Linked DNA regions of Homo sapiens: all the other regions are linked to region 1. The links are chromatin contacts, found by Hi-C or POLR2A ChIA-PET in ENCODE. All regions are on one chromosome and are shown on one strand. The core of a region is the stretch at or near the end of the contact, and the rest is flanking DNA. Distances in the headings are between cores, read along the strand shown.

The links. Hi-C counts contacts between places; a loop is a spot of excess contacts on that map. ChIA-PET counts read pairs that join two places held with the same protein, here RNA polymerase II (POLR2A). Pooled maps may share reads with other maps.
Region 2: a pooled map shows a loop between it and region 1 (2.5-fold over the local background). The contact joins the enhancer-like site here to the promoter of NAV2 in region 1. A Hi-C loop is called at or near these places in 2 of 50 pooled maps. POLR2A ChIA-PET finds 5 or more read pairs at or near these places in 2 of 52 experiments (RWPE1 and SK-N-SH).
Region 3: a map of endothelial cell of umbilical vein shows a loop between it and region 1 (10-fold over the local background). The contact joins the enhancer-like site here to the promoter of NAV2 in region 1. A Hi-C loop is called at or near these places in 10 of 168 maps with a recorded cell type or tissue (MCF 10A, PC-3, aorta and 6 more) and 8 of 50 pooled maps. POLR2A ChIA-PET finds 5 or more read pairs at or near these places in 6 of 52 experiments (AG04449, AG04450, PC-3 and 3 more).
Region 4: a loop to region 1 is called in a map of sigmoid colon, with 8 times the contacts of the local background. The contact joins the enhancer-like site here to the promoter of NAV2 in region 1. A Hi-C loop is called at or near these places in 9 of 168 maps with a recorded cell type or tissue (MCF 10A, Right ventricle myocardium inferior, endothelial cell of umbilical vein and 6 more) and 9 of 50 pooled maps. POLR2A ChIA-PET finds 5 or more read pairs at or near these places in 2 of 52 experiments (MCF 10A and PC-3).
Region 5: a loop to region 1 is called in a pooled map, with 2.7 times the contacts of the local background. The contact joins the enhancer-like site here to the promoter of NAV2 in region 1. A Hi-C loop is called at or near these places in 1 of 37 single-sample maps with no recorded cell type and 4 of 50 pooled maps. POLR2A ChIA-PET finds 5 or more read pairs at or near these places in 4 of 52 experiments (B cell, Caco-2, GM12878 and 1 more).

Annotation. Positions count from the first base shown.
Region 1 is chr11:19,711,366-19,714,272 of GRCh38, forward strand. It overlaps NAV2 (neuron navigator 2), which reads left to right and starts at 1,472. Exons shown (of 38, transcript NM_145117.5): 1 at 1,472-2,597. The coding sequence starts at 2,331. It overlaps LEISA1 (lncRNA enhancing IL-6/STAT3 signaling activation 1), which reads right to left. Exons shown (of 1, transcript NR_015384.2): 1 at 1-2,907. RefSeq lists silencers at 1,177-1,706, 1,347-1,540.
Region 2 is chr11:19,827,862-19,830,768 of GRCh38, forward strand. The region is part of intron 1 of NAV2 (neuron navigator 2); the gene reads left to right. Among named protein-coding and RNA genes, the nearest start is that of MIR4694, 69 kb to the left of the region's middle. Within about 2 kb of position 1,395, at least 5 of the 41 ENCODE cell types and tissues checked have a DNase peak (open chromatin) inside an H3K27ac peak, as active enhancers do.
Region 3 is chr11:19,594,839-19,597,745 of GRCh38, forward strand. It overlaps a transcript of NAV2 not described here. Among named protein-coding and RNA genes, the nearest start is that of MIR4486, 21 kb to the left of the region's middle. Within about 2 kb of position 1,658, at least 17 of the 41 ENCODE cell types and tissues checked have a DNase peak (open chromatin) inside an H3K27ac peak, as active enhancers do; they include PC-3, ascending aorta, endothelial cell of umbilical vein and 1 more, where a contact is called at or near this core.
Region 4 is chr11:19,615,075-19,617,981 of GRCh38, forward strand. It overlaps a transcript of NAV2 not described here. Among named protein-coding and RNA genes, the nearest start is that of MIR4486, 41 kb to the left of the region's middle. Within about 2 kb of position 1,422, at least 5 of the 41 ENCODE cell types and tissues checked have a DNase peak (open chromatin) inside an H3K27ac peak, as active enhancers do.
Region 5 is chr11:19,789,788-19,792,694 of GRCh38, forward strand. All of the region lies in intron 1 of NAV2 (neuron navigator 2), which reads left to right. Among named protein-coding and RNA genes, the nearest start is that of MIR4694, 31 kb to the left of the region's middle. Within about 2 kb of position 1,449, at least 2 of the 41 ENCODE cell types and tissues checked have a DNase peak (open chromatin) inside an H3K27ac peak, as active enhancers do.

The sequences.
Region 1 (2,907 bases), core at 222-2,721:
AGATTCTTGGTAAGGGCCCTCTTCCTGGTCCACAGAAGACTGCCTTCTGTGTCCTCACAAGGCAGTAAGAAAGCATCTCTCTCCTGTCTCTTCTAATAAGAGTGCTAATCCTATCATGAGGGCTCCACTGTCTTGACCTTATTACCTCCTAAAGTTCCCCACCTCCTAATACCATCACACTGGGGATTACGGGTTTAACATGAATTCCAGGGGGACAGAGTTAATAGCATCTGAGTTATTCTAAATCAATGCTATCAGCACTGAAGATCAGGCTATAGGGTGGGCACAAAGTGTCCTGGAAACAAAGAAGAAAGACAAATAGTTTATAAACAGAGATGACTTTGGGGGAAAGCAGCAGTAATTTAACAACAGGGAAAATAAAGCCCAGCTTTTATTGGTCTCTTACATTGCCAGGTACTTGTGCTAAATGACTGCCATGCACCAACCATCTCATTTAATCCAAACAACAGCTCATTAGGTAAATGTCGTCAAGCCTCCACCTTACTACATGTGAAAACAGAAGCTTTATAAGCATGCATGTAAGCTTAAATAACTTGCCCACTTCTAATCCAAGCAGTTCTACAGGGTGGGAGGCTCCTCATTCATAAATCGCGAAGGCTGGCCTGCCTGATCATCTCTCAGTTTCCTTCTTATTCTCATCCACTTTCAGTCAGCGAGGAAACCACAGAGCAACCCAAACAGCGAATTCGAGTCGAGGAACCTGTTGGGGCCAGTGCGTCCCAGGCGCGGACAGGGAGGGGCTCCATGAAACGCAGCAAGGTTTGGCCAGAGCCTGCCGGGGTCATGGAGCCTCTCCCGGCTTCTTCAGGCCACTCTAATTACAGAGTCTGTGGTAGGTTGCGTGGAGGAGCTGTCTCGGGGCGGGAAGCTTCCCTGCGTATTGTATTTGCCTATAAATACTTCAAATAGTTAAGTGAAATGTGCAGCCTTTGAAAACTGGAGAGGAAGCCGTTGGGAGGCCCCCCGCCCAGCCGGCCTGGAAGAGCAGGCAGAGAAATGGCTGGCGCGCTCTTAAAGCGGGAGACGAGCTTCGGCCCTGCCCAAGCCAGATGGGGGCAGCGAGGCTGCGGGCGTGACTCCGGAAGACTCAAACCGTTAAGGTGACCGGAGCAATTTGAAAAAGGAAACAAACTTCCCTCGAGCCGTGCCCGCGTGGCTCTGGGGCGGACGGTTGCGTTCGAAAGGGCATTTTTCAAAAGAAGGGTTTCAGGAACGCAGGGGTGTGGGCCCCCCGGGAGGCGCGCGGCCGGGGCAGTGCCGCAAAGCGGCCACCAGCCCGCTTTGTACTCGCGGCCAAGCGCGGCCCCAGAGTTTCGGCGGCGGCCAGAGTTTAGGCCACACCCTCTTTGCAGTGAGACCCGCGGCCGCTGATTGGCGCACCGTGGACCAATGGGCGCGCCGGGGCGGCCCCGGCTGTCAGCGCGCGCCGCAGCAGCGCCGGCAGCAGCCTGTCCTCCCCTGCGCTGAGCCCCGCAGCCAGCGCAGCCTTCCCGGGAAGCGCGGCGGCCGCTCCCGAGCGCAGCCCTGCCCGGCCCGCCAGCCGCGCGTCCCGGCGCCCGCGCCCCACGGCCACAGCCTTGCCTCTATCTAGCTCACGGAGCATGTGCAGACCCGCAGGCGCTAAGGTGCTCTCAGTCCGGGGGCCTTCTGGGCAGCGGTGACTGTCACCCCAAGAGAGACCTTTCGGGGGCTCTTGCCGCACCTCTGCTGCGTCGCGGGTGACACTGCGGTGCTCGCGAGCAGGGTGGCAGCTGCCTCTCGGTGGAGACGTCTTGGGACCCTTGCGCCCTTCTTCTCTCCTTCCTTCGCTGCTGTCTCCTTTCCTTCCTTGGCTGCTCGCTCTTTCTCTCGCCGGCTCAGACCCGTAGCCTCCGGAACGGGACTCGTGGGTCGCCGCCGCCTCTGTCTCTTCCAAAGGGGCCTCCTCACTTCGGAGATGCAGTGACAAGTTAATATGGGCGTCCAAGCCTCTGTTTCCCAGGAGGAAATTTGCAAGAGGCGGCAGCCCCTGAGCGCCCAGAGCTCTTGAAAGGCCACCCAGGAGAGGTGTGAGACCCGGCGGCAGCATCCGTCCAGGTGGGACCCGCTGAGCGCCGTGGCCAGTCCCCCATTCCCATCCCGGCACCCCAAAGGCGCGCTCGCCCGATTGCTTCGAGTTCCCCGACCTGGGGATTTTTTTTTTAGCCGCTGGTGGTGGGCGCCTCGTGGGCTAAGGCCCGGCGCCTGCTCTGCTACCCGCGCTGCCTTTAGCGGTCGCCCCCGCCGCCGCTGCCAGGGACGTGCTGGGAAAGCCCAAGCCCCGGGAGAAGATGCCGGCCATCCTGGTCGCCTCCAAAATGAAGTCGGGACTGCCCAAACCCGTGCACAGCGCCGCGCCCATCCTGCACGTGCCCCCGGCCCGGGCGGGCCCCCAGCCCTGCTACCTGAAGTTGGGAAGCAAGGTGGAGGTGAGCAAGACCACCTATCCTAGCCAGATCCCCCTGAAATCGCAGGTGCTGCAGGGGCTGCAGGAGCCAGCGGGGGAGGGGCTCCCGCTGCGGAAGAGCGGCTCGGTGGAAAACGGGTTCGATACCCAGGTGAGAGATGCCGTTTGCCGGGGTACTGTTCTGGAAGGATGGATGAATAGTTCTTTCGGGATGGTGTGGGAGAAAGGGCTGGATGGGAGAAGGGTCTACCATGTGGCCAGGGAAGGGAACCATTCCCCTTAGGCCGGCAGGTTGGGGGATGCGCGAGGAGAGTGGGCCGGCCGGTGGGTGTGGCCCGGGTGCCGGAGGTTTGCCTTAAGAGCTCTTCGAGACCTGGGATGGCGGGCACGTCTGCAGCATCTTCCTGGGGAGGAGGAAAGGTCGGGATGTTCTCAAAAAACGTGTGCATCGCTGGAAATGT
Region 2 (2,907 bases), core at 145-2,644, 120 kb after region 1:
CAGCATTCTGCGAGCCCACGCCCAGGCCTAGGAGGGAGGATCCTTTGTTCTATGAGTTTCACAAGCCTAGGTAGTAGAGCGGAATCCCGTCTCTACCAAGGGGAGGAAGGGGAGGGTGGGGAGGGAATCAACAATGAGCTGGGCGTGATGGCACCATCTGTAGTCCCAGCTACTCGGGAGGCTGAAGCAGGATGATCATTTGAGTCAGGGAAGCTGGCTGAGTTCGAAGCTGCAGTGAGCTTTGATTACCCCACTGCACCCCAGCCTGGGAGACAGAGTGAGACCTTGACTCTTAAAAACAATTTTTTAAGGGGGGGATGGTATAAAATAGATATAAAATTTACCATTTTAACCATTTTTCACATATACAATTTAGTGGCATTATGTACATTCATGTAACAAATGGTATATAACCATCACCATTATTTATCTCCAGAACTTTTTCAACATCCCAAACCAAAACTCTGTACCCATAAAACTTCCCTTTCCTCCCTCTGCCCAGACCCTTTTAACCCCTATTCTACTTCGTCTCTATGAATTTGATTCTTGTAGGTACCTCTGTAAGTGGAAACATGCAATATTGTCCTTTTGTATCTGGCTTATTTCACTTAGAATTACGTTTTCAAGGTTCATTCATGTTGTAACATGTTTCAGAATTTCATTCCTTTTTCAGGCTGGAGTGCAATGATGCATGACGGCTCACTGCAGCCTTGACCTACAGGGCTCAGGTGATCCCCCCACGTCAGCCTCCTCAGTAGCTGTGACTATGGGCACGTGCCATCACACCCGGCTAATTTTTTGTGTTTTTTGTAGGGAGGGGGTTTCACCACATTGCCCAGGATGGTCTTGAACTCCTGGGCTCAAGTTTGCCTTTAATTCAGTGGGAAGTGGGGAGCCATTGATGATTTTTTGAACGGGTAATTAGATTAGAGCTGCGCCCTAGGAAAGTTCGTTTGGCATTGGTGTGTAGGTAAATCAAAGTTGAGAGAAGAGCTCTTGTTTCAGAATGAGAAGTTCACTTTGGCAGAGCCGTTTCCAACCACTCTATCCTGTAGAAGTTCTTGTGAGTGTACCTGATACTTGTGTGGCCTCACCGTGGCTCTATAATCGCAGTGTGTGTGTATGTGCACTTGTTGAAATAAGTTTAACCTTGGCTTCTTGCTGTGTTGTGCAAACTCACAAAGAAACCTAGTTGTAGAGACAGTATGTCTATTTTAAAGAACCTTAATCATCTAAGAAGGGATGAGCTGAGGCACAGCATCTCATCCCACTCAGCTGTGCCCTTGTTGATGTTCACTTCTCACTCAGCTGATGTTTTAGGTGCACGTGGCTTTAAACTGTAAACTTCATGGTCCCTCCCACGTGGCTGAGGAAATCCCTCCAGGGTTTGAGAGAGCAGTGTGGTGCATCCCCTAGTTAGGGAAGGAAGCCTTGCTTTATATACCAGCCTGGCCGGTTTCTGACTTGTTTTTCTTTGACACTGTGCCATACTTTGTTATTCCAGGTAGGGGATATTCCAGACTCTTGAAATTTGGCTGTGAGAAGGGGAAGAAATCCTTGAGTCATTTGTATCCTGGAGATTCAGGGTGGAGGCTGTGGCCGATTTTGTTATGTCCATTTCACGAAGCTGTTAATAAAATTTTTTATTACTAACTTTTATTTACTGAACACTTAGCATGTGCCAGATTCTGTGACCTTTGTATGTATGAGCTCATTTCATCTTCATAATACCAATGATGTAGGTATCATTATCTTGCAAATGACAACACTTAGGCCAGAGGGCACAGAGGGAATTGATAGCATAGAAGCTAAGATTAAAGCAACTCTGTCAGTTCCAGAGCACGCCTCTTTATTACCCTTCTCCCCAATTGCCTTCACTTCCTGAGCCCCAGCATGGATCAGGACAGGCACTTCCATATAGTCCCACTCTGAGTCTTCACATCGACCTTCTGAAGCAGGCCTTATTGTACTCATTTTACAGGTGAGTAAACTGAAGCCCAGAAAAGTAGAGTCACTTATCCAAAGGCATTCAGATAGCAAGGGAAAGATCTAGGTTTGGGTTTTGATTACTTTTAAAATCTGGGACCGGGTGCGGTGGCTCACGCCTGTAATCCTAGCACTTTGGGAGGCTGAGGTGGGCAGATCACAAGGCCAGGAATTAGAGACCAGCCTGGCCAACATGGTGAAGCCTCATCTCTACTAAAAATACAAAAATTAGCCAAGCGTGGTGGCATGCACCTGTAATCCCAGCTACTTGGGAGGCTGAAGCAGGAGAATTTCTTGAACCCGGGAGGCGGAGGTTGCAGTGAGCCGAGATCACGCCACTGCACTCCAGGCTGGGTGACAGAACGAGACTCTGTCTTGGGAAAAAATAAATAAAAATAAAATAAGATAAATTCTTTCACTGAGAACATAATAGAGGCATGAACCTAGAGTCAGTAGGAGGATGCCACGGAAGGGATGAATAACTCGATTAACATTCACATTTGTATTCAGAGAGGCATTGCAGGATGTCAAAGGGATTGTAAAATAGGTTAGTCTGGGCTCAAATCCTGGCTCTGCCACTTATTTGTGACCTTGGACAGGTTACTTTACCTTTCTGCTCTTCAGTTTTCTCCTCTGAAAAGTGGACACAATAATAACCTCTGCCACATAGAATGAAGATTGAATGAGTTAACGTGTGTAAAATGTTTATGTCAGTGCCTGGCATGTAGTAGGCACTGTATGTTAGTTGGATTTATTAAGCTCCTTCTCTGCATAAGGCACTCTTTCAAAAGTGCTCTTGTAGGTACTTGGCATACGTCATTAAACAAAACATACCCAAATCCCTACTCTTGTGGAGCCTACAGAACCGGGACCTGAACCCATGTCTGCTTCTTTTCCTTTTAATGTTTATTTTCCTTCCTC
Region 3 (2,907 bases), core at 408-2,907, 120 kb before region 1:
GGACTTGGTGTGAGGATTAAATGAGATATTGCACATAAAGCACTTGCAAAGATCCTCTCTCAAGATGAACGTGATTAGTAATAACTAACATCTATCAAGCACTTACTTTGTGTCAGAATCTGCTTAAGTTCATCAAAATTAAGATTAGACACCAAGACAAGGACTTAGGTGCAAGTTTATATGGGAGGGGATCCCAGGAAGCGATGTGAGAGAACAGGGAAGTGAGATGGGGAGGAGTCATTTTGGTGGGCAATGGGGGCTCAGTCCCACTGGACATCCTCTTAGAGACTGAGAAACACACCTCAGAATCTCCACTGCTGTGTTTATCCACCATCTTCCAGTCCTTATTGGTGGAGGGTCACTCCTGGGGCATTCATTCCACCACACCTTTGACCTGCCCTGTCCTTGGGCTAAGCATGTAACCATGACCAGGGAGCATCCTCAGGAGAAAGACTCAGGAAGGCATTGGCACATACAAGGAACTGAACTATCTGTATGGGGCTTTGAGATTGGCTGAGGGGAAATTGATGAATGCTAGCAGTGTCTGCTACACCACTTTAAGCACTTTATAATATTAACTCATTTACTTCATGCAACAACACTATGAAATGTTCTATTATTATCCCCATTTTATAGATGAGGAAACTGAGACACAGAGGGGTTTTACAACTTGATCAAGGTTCTCCAGTCAGTCTGATTTCAGAGCCTGCATTCTTTTTTTATTTTTATTTTTTGAGACAGGATCTCACTCTGTTGCCCAGGCTGGAGTGCAATGGCACGATCATGACTCACTGTAGCCTCAACCACCCAAGCTCAAGTGATTCTCCCACCTCAGAGCCTCCCGAGTAGCTGGGACCACAGACACACCACCATGAAGGCTAATTAAAAAAAAAAAATTTTTTTTTTAGTGATGGGGTCTCACTATGTTGCCCAGGCTGGTCTCAAACATCTGGACTTAAGCAGTCCCCCTGCCTTGGTCTCCCAAAGTGCTGGGATTACAGGCATAAGCCACCATGCCTGGCCAGAGCCTGCATTCTTTCGAGAAGTTTTGACCATAATTCTCAGTAAAAAATGTATTTTATATCACAATTCCGCTCCCAAACACACTTACACTAAATAAATAAAAGATTCCTAAAACAATACTCATCTGTACCACGTGCAGTGCACTCTGAAATTTTCTGTTTTTTTTATTAATCACGTTATTTTAAAAATGGTATTAGTCACCCACTAAATTGTTTTCATAACCCAGTAATGGGCTGCAACCCACGGTTTTGGAAAAGACAGTGCTCTAAAATTCTATTTTATAGGACAATGTTGATGTCATAAGGCTGGCATGGGGAATGATATGGGGTAGGTGCCCAGGGAAGGCTGGTTTCCTTGTGTGCCCTTTCTGGCAAACCAGAGCCTATGAGCTGCTACCTTCTAGGCTTGCATACAGAGGCCTGGCTGAACCTAGCACATTTCTTAAATCCTAGACTTGCCCTAGTGGAATCTGCTCAGCCTCCTCCCTGGGGATGGGCACCATCTTGGGCTGTGACCTTCAATTCACCGGCTCCCCAGAAGCCAGCTCCTCCTTGGGAGGTGAGGTTATACCCTGTCCCCACAACGTTGTCATTTCCTTCCCCTGAGTCTCTCTGTGTGAGGATTGTTCCCCTAATCAGGATGGAGACGCAGTTCATTACAAGCTGGTGAGGCAACGGCTCTGTGCTCCAGGCCCGAGACAGGCTGTCTGGGAGCTTGGCCAGCCTCCCACTGCCCCGGACACCAGGGCAGTGGCCTCAGAGCAGAACCAGCTCGCTGGGTTTGTCTGCCCCCTTCCCAAGGGACACAGGCAGACAGACACTGTTTGCTGAGACTTCCACAGCTTTCATTATTACAAAACCTCTGCCATGCTCAGACAATGAGTTTCAGCAAATGATGGCACTACTTCCGAGAGCATCTGTAGAGCACCTAGAATAACAACTGGACTTTATTGAGTGTTTACCATGCACCAAGCCCTGGGCTAAACACTTCATCTGCAGGCTGTTCGTCTTTACGGCAAACCCAGTAGGTAGGTATAACTATCCCCACTCTGCAGATGCAGAAACGGAGGCACAGAATGTTTTGGTAGCTAAACAAGCTCACCAGGAGGCTAGAAGGTGGCCACACCTAGCTGGCCCCCCTGACTCCACCAACTGCCTCCCTTTGCTGTATTGCATGCAAGAATGTGACTCCAAGTTTTTCCTTCCTTCTGGATCCAACTCTGGCTTCACTCTGCTCAGCAACCAGGTGAGTTTCCATAGGTGACTTTGTCTCTCTGAGCCAAGTTTCCTTATCTGTAAAACAGGGCCTAGTGGTACTTCCTTCCTCAGGCTGTTAGGAAGAGTAAATGAAATAATGTATATAAATGCATCTCCCAGAGCTCCTAACACATAAGAAGTGCTCAATAAATCTATTTATGAAAGAGTTGATTCAGCTGTTTTCCTACTGACTTGACAGTATCCCACAGCCATTTCCCAGAGGCATGATGTCACCATCCAGAGGATAATAGCAGCCAATCTAGAAACCTCCATGTGTTCCTGGGCTTCTCATATTTATGCCTTGTCTTGCCTCGCTGCCCCATCTTACTACTGACTTCCCTGGGGCAGAAATCTCCAATATGACTAATATCTCTTGGAGGGCTATGAAGAAGCCATTTATTTCCTCCAACAACAGTCCCTTCCACCCAGGATGAGGAGAATAGCCATGTGGTGGCTGCAGAGCCTGGTGCAGAAATTCTCATTAGCTGCAGTTTAATTACTGCCTGCCGTATAGGTTTTTAATAACAGTAAGTCCCAATTAGTTGCTTGTTACTTCAGAAATAATTACTGATAGTGGACCTTTGTCTCTGTTTTAATTCCAGCTTCATGCCCAAGCTGCGGAAGTCTA
Region 4 (2,907 bases), core at 172-2,671, 96 kb before region 1:
GTACTTTATACCTATTGCCTGAGAGTCTGGGCTCACTAGTGCCTACTCACCTACTCAGGCTGACTTCCAACAATAACAAATATGTATATTAAATATACAGATGTATATATAATATACTAAAATATGTAAAAATATACTGTATATATCATACATATGATATATATATAATGACCAGAGTTTTTCACACTTAAATGGATTTATGTTCATATTCAAACTCCTCTATTTACTAATGGTTTGACTTAAAACTTGCTGAACTCCTCTGAGCCTCTATTTCCTTATTTGTAAAATGGGGATAATAATAGTATGTCCTCATATGGTTGTTGTAAAAGCCAAGTAAGTTATACGTAATGTCTTAGGCAATGTCTAACAGAGTGCCTCACCACTGTTTTGCGTTTATTATTGTTACTAAAAATGCATTTCGTATATGTATATATACATATACACCCATATACACATATATAAAATGCATTTTTAGTAACAATAATAAATGCAAAACAGTGGCTAGGCGCTCAGTGCTAGACATTCATTATATACATATACACATATATGAAATGCATTTTTAGTAATAATATTTCTGAGCCATAATGAATCAGCTCTAAAAGGGGAAGCATTGAAGATGGCGATGAAATGATTCATGTCCCCTTATTACCAGAGGAATTGTGAGCTTAATCGTAGCAGCCTCCATTTATTGAGAGCGTGTGATGTGCTAGCACCCTGCTCCTGCTTCAAATTCTCATTACACTGAATCTTAGCAAAGCAACCACATAGGGTAGGCTTGTTTTATTTTTCAGAAAACTGAAGCAGTAAGCCCATCAGCTCCGTCTGAGTCCACTGTTGGGGGGATCCTGACCTGTAGCCAGCCCCTACCCCTAACCCTGTAAGCAGAGCGCTGCCTCCCCATCATCATGCTCTCAGAGCTGTTTGTTTTCATGATGTCCACTTTATCTGACAGCCCACACACAGCCACACAGCTCAGGGGCATTGCTCCAGGGTGCAGAATTTTTACAAGCAGCACACAGTGGAAACATTCACGGGGTTTTTTTTTTCTTTCCTTTTTTCCAAAATAGAGCCCCGTAGACTGTATGAATGTGTATTCACATTTAGGCCTACATGTCCTTCTTGGAGTCCAGAAGTCCAGGGCACACCATGCTGAGTATTTCTGTGTTTGTAATTTAATGTGGGCCCACCTCTCATTATCAGTGTTCAGAGATAACCATTTTTGCTTCTGACTGTGTGTGTGTGTGTGTGTGTGTGTGTGTGTGCGCGCGCATGATCTGTGGCTCTCTGGGCTGGCCTCCCCTATGTGTGTGTATTGCAGCCTGTTTGTAAGCCTGGGTATATGCCCGCCTTTCTCCCAAGGGTGTCCATAGACACACATAAACTATCCTTCACTTCTGTTGTTGAGACTCTCCTAGGACACTTTGCTCCCGCGGAGCAGGGAGAGTTGGGAGAGGGAATGTTTAGTCTGGAAGGCAGTCAGGCAGGCAGCTGGAGACTCCCTGTGGAGCACCCAGGCTGGCGAGCTGGCCCCCAGGGTTGCTCCACGTGCCCTGATGATGGGGAGGACAGGGCTGTCCTGCATGCCCTGAGACCAAGGAGCACAATGCTTCTGCTTGGGTGACACTAGGCCTAGGATGGCTCCTCTGGCATAAGTGGTGAGAGGGCTCTCAGCAAACCCCAGCCCTATCAAGATGGGTTCCTTTTTCCTTTTCCTGGTTCTTTTCAGTCCTCAGAATAGGTTTTTATGCTGAATTGAGGCTGAGGGGTTAGCATAGAGATGTAGAAAGAGCATGAGGCTTTGGTGTCAGGCAGACCTAAGATAGAATTCTGCCTTTGCCATGTACTCATCATTTAATACTAAGACAGGGAAAATTACTTACCCTCTGAGCCGCAGTCTCCTCATCTATAACATGGGTCTCATAACGTTACATTGCAGGCTCATTTGGGGGCCTAAATGATAAAATCTGTGTCAAGTACCTAGCTTGTTCTCTCCTTTTTTCCCCTATTTTCTCCCTAGAAGTCTAGGTAATACAGATTTCTGACTGGAGCAGCAGGGCAACACCACATGTTTCTTTTCTTTCTAGGAAAAGGGCTATTTATTTCTGATGACCTAGTTGAGAGGCAGCAGGGTCAGGGAAAGGATGTATCTTTGAAAATGGTTTCTTTTAGCTTCCTATAACTTGAGGGTAATTTCTCATGCCCTAGTTAGGTGGGTGTTAGGAGGACATCTTAGGAGGATGTTGGCAGCTGGAGTAGGGGTAGGTTGGAATTCTGCAGAAAGCATACACCTTCCTTCCCAACAGGTTTATAAGCCAGTAATCAGCCCTCTGTGGGTATATCAGCTATTAACTGTCTGGTAATGGGGGGATAACAGGCTGCTTGCTGCTCTGCTTTGAGGATTCTGTACTAAAGAGGACAGACACAGGCCTGCCTTCAAGGGACTTCCACTCTCATGGAGAGAGACACATGAATCAAGAAAATCCACATTAGCTAATTTCCAGGCAGTAAGTGCTATGAAGAAGATTAAATATGGTAGGTGTGATAAGAAGTGCATGGTAAAGTGTGAGGGTACCACTTAGGTAAGGTGGTCCCAGGAATGGCCTCCCTGAGGAGACAGTTTTGGTTGAAACCTGAATGAAAAGAAGCAGTACAACAATGATCTGGGAGGGAGGACTTTTCACCTTCTCCTACCCCTGCATTCAGATTACAAATCCATGTCCTTATGGTGGCTAAGTCCCTACACAATCTGACTTCCTCTCCTATCACTCCCCTCAGGCCATGCTGCTCCAGTCACAATGGCACACACCCACTTCAGGGCCTTTGCACTTGCCACTTGCAGAACCCAGAACCCTCTTCCTACAGATATCCCCATGACTCACTCACTCTCTCCTTCAAGACTTGCCTAAA
Region 5 (2,907 bases), core at 199-2,698, 78 kb after region 1:
TAGTGCTGGGGCTTCCTCCCCCTTTCTGGACCAGACTCGGCTGTAAGAAGCATGGAGAAGTAATGAAGATTTTTTACATTCTCAGACTGCTTTCTGGGAATCCTGCAAAGTCCCGACTTCTTCTCTGATTACCCTTCTCATGGCTGAGTTCAAGAGCATTTTGAAACCCGGACTTTGAATCTGGGAAAATGCTTTATGACCATTTTTATGACCTCAAAGCAACCCGCTAAGGCAAGTTATTTCCCTCTCTTTGCCAAGGGGGAAAAACCAAGGATCTGGTAAATTGCCCAGGATTTCCCAGCCTCGGATGCTATCTTGTGGGCGGCTCTCATGCTCCCGGCTGCATGCTGTCCCTTCCATTAGACGTGCTTTGGCCGTTTGAGGAAGGGCCTGGTCAGTAACCTCAGCCCACATTTTCATGGATTTCATGGTCTTCCTCTGGAAGGAGGAAAGCCCAATTCAGAGAACCATATACTGTTAGAACTGCAAGTTTTCAAGACAGAGTTCTAGTCCAAACCAATCCTTTTATACTCGGGCCAACTGACATCCAGAGAGGGAAAGTGATTTGCTTAAGGTCACAGCCCAAAGTCTCTGACTTCCAGCCCAGGGCATTTTTTGTTCCAACACAGTTGTCTCTTATTAGAAGAGTGTCCTCAGCACCCACGAGTTTTTATTCTTAGAGATAGGGTAGTACAGTAAGCACAGAAAGGGCTCAGAGCAATTCCTTACACAGCATAAGGGCTGTGTAAATGTTGCTTTCATTGTTGTGAAACTGCTGCTTATTAGCTGTGTGACCCAGGACAAGTTATTTGATATGTCTGAGACTATGATTCCTCCTCTGTAAGAGTAACTCTGGTTCATCAGAATTGTTGAATAGATTAGAGATTATGTGTATGAGGCACCTACCTGCCTGTATAGTAGGCTCTGAGTAAATGGTCACATCTTTTACTGCCCCCCAAGGTGTGAGGCAACCAGCACATCATGCAACACCAAGTCGCTAACAGTTGTTCCTTTCTGTTTGCAAAAGGGGGGAATATTAGGGCTGGATCTGCTGCCACTTCCAGGGAAGAACTGCAGCTTCAATTACTTTTCACTTAAAAGGAATATTGCTTGTTTTTTTTTTTTTTATTTGTTAGCATTTATTGGGCACTTACTAGGTGGCAATCACTGTTCTGTGCCTTTACACACATTATGTAATTTGTCTGCACAACAGTCCCTGTGATGTAAGTACTATTATTATCCTAATATGATAGATAAGGAAACTAAGTCTCAGAAGGTGATAATTTACCCAGAGTTAGTTAGTAAGAGGGAAAGCCACAATTTCAAACCCAGAACAATCTGGCTTGAAAACTATACCCTTAACCATTCTCGGCCAGGAACTGTGCCAGGCCCTGGTTGCAGACAAGTCCTGCCCACGTGGACATCACTCACATCAAGGACAGCAGAGGAGGATGGAGCACCTTCCCAGGTTAACCATTACCACCTCACCAGCTGCCAAATGGCAAGAGGGCAAGGCGTTGGAACCGCATCTTTGAGCTCCTCCCCTTCCCTATCCAGCCCGCCCCTTGTACTGCACCCACCAATCTGCTGGGGCCTCTGAACACGTCAAGCCCGCCAAGTTCCTTTCCTTTCCTGGCCCAGGTGTGGAGCCCCTGGGGAGCACACGCTGGCATGACAGGAAGAAGCTGTGCCTGAGAGCTGTTCAAAGGAGCATCTTAATCTGCACATGAGAGAGACCTCATCCCATTGCTGTTGGTAAATACACTTGGTAGCAGAGTTGGGGTGCTGCAGAGTTCTTCCCTCCCTAAAAAGAGTTAGTTCCATGTGAGAACATCTGTGACTGGTTGCCTTTCTCAAGCTTGGTAAGCACTTGGGGCAAGCCGAGTGTTTGGGTTGGAATCTCAGGCCATAACCATCCAGAGAGCGGGCACTCAGTCTCCCCAGAAGAAAGCCTGGCAGGAGAGGAAGGCAGCAAGGTGTGGGGAAAGCATAGGACTTATTCAAATTTCAGCTTTGCCAAGCACTGCTTACATGGCTCTGGGCCTCATTCACTCCGCTGTAGTGTGGAGATGGTCATTCCTCTCCACCTAAGATGATTTTTAGAGGGGCTATATGGTAGACATGTGTGAGCATAGGTGCTAACAGAGTGCCTGGCCCCAGGAGATGCTTTGCAATGTTCAGTTTCTTCCACCATCTCTGTGCAGCACCAATGCTGGGCCCCCATGAGAGGACTGTCCTGGGCATGGTGGGGGAGAGAAGGGTGATTGTTCTGCACATGTGTGACAGTTTATATACCGTTATATACATGCATGGCAATTTATATACCAAAGTGGTGGTGGGAGGTAATTAAATTTAGAGACTGACAGGAGATCCTCTTTTCTGCATGTCTCTCCAACACACATATACTTAGGTCCAGGTCCCAGGCTTTAGGAGCTCTGTGCCAGTGACATTCCTTCCTGTCATGGGTCCCTTTGCCTCTCCCTTCTCCCATAATTTCTTCTGGAAGTCAAAGCTCTCACTGCCAGGGGGATTTTGTTCTAAGTAGTGGGGGGCATTGCCCCCTCCTCCTGCCCTCCGAAGGATTTGGCCAGCCCATTGGCTCCTCGTACCAAGCCTGACACCCTGGTCTGCTGCAGGGGAGAGCACTCTTGGTAAATGAGAATGGTTTTTCTGAGCCCATTGAAGATCCGTGTCCTAACTGTATGCACCTCACGCTTCCAGAGGGAAAGAGAAAACCTCTATTCCTCCTTGCTGCTGTGACACTGCTGCTGTTTGAGGAAGCTGGGAGGAAAAGGCCTTCTCTGCAAACCTGCCAGCAATTACAGAACTCACTCAGACTCTGCCTGGATGCAGGCTCTGGTTTATGTCTCCCTTTGGGACATCTCTTCTGCTTTATTTGAAACTTCC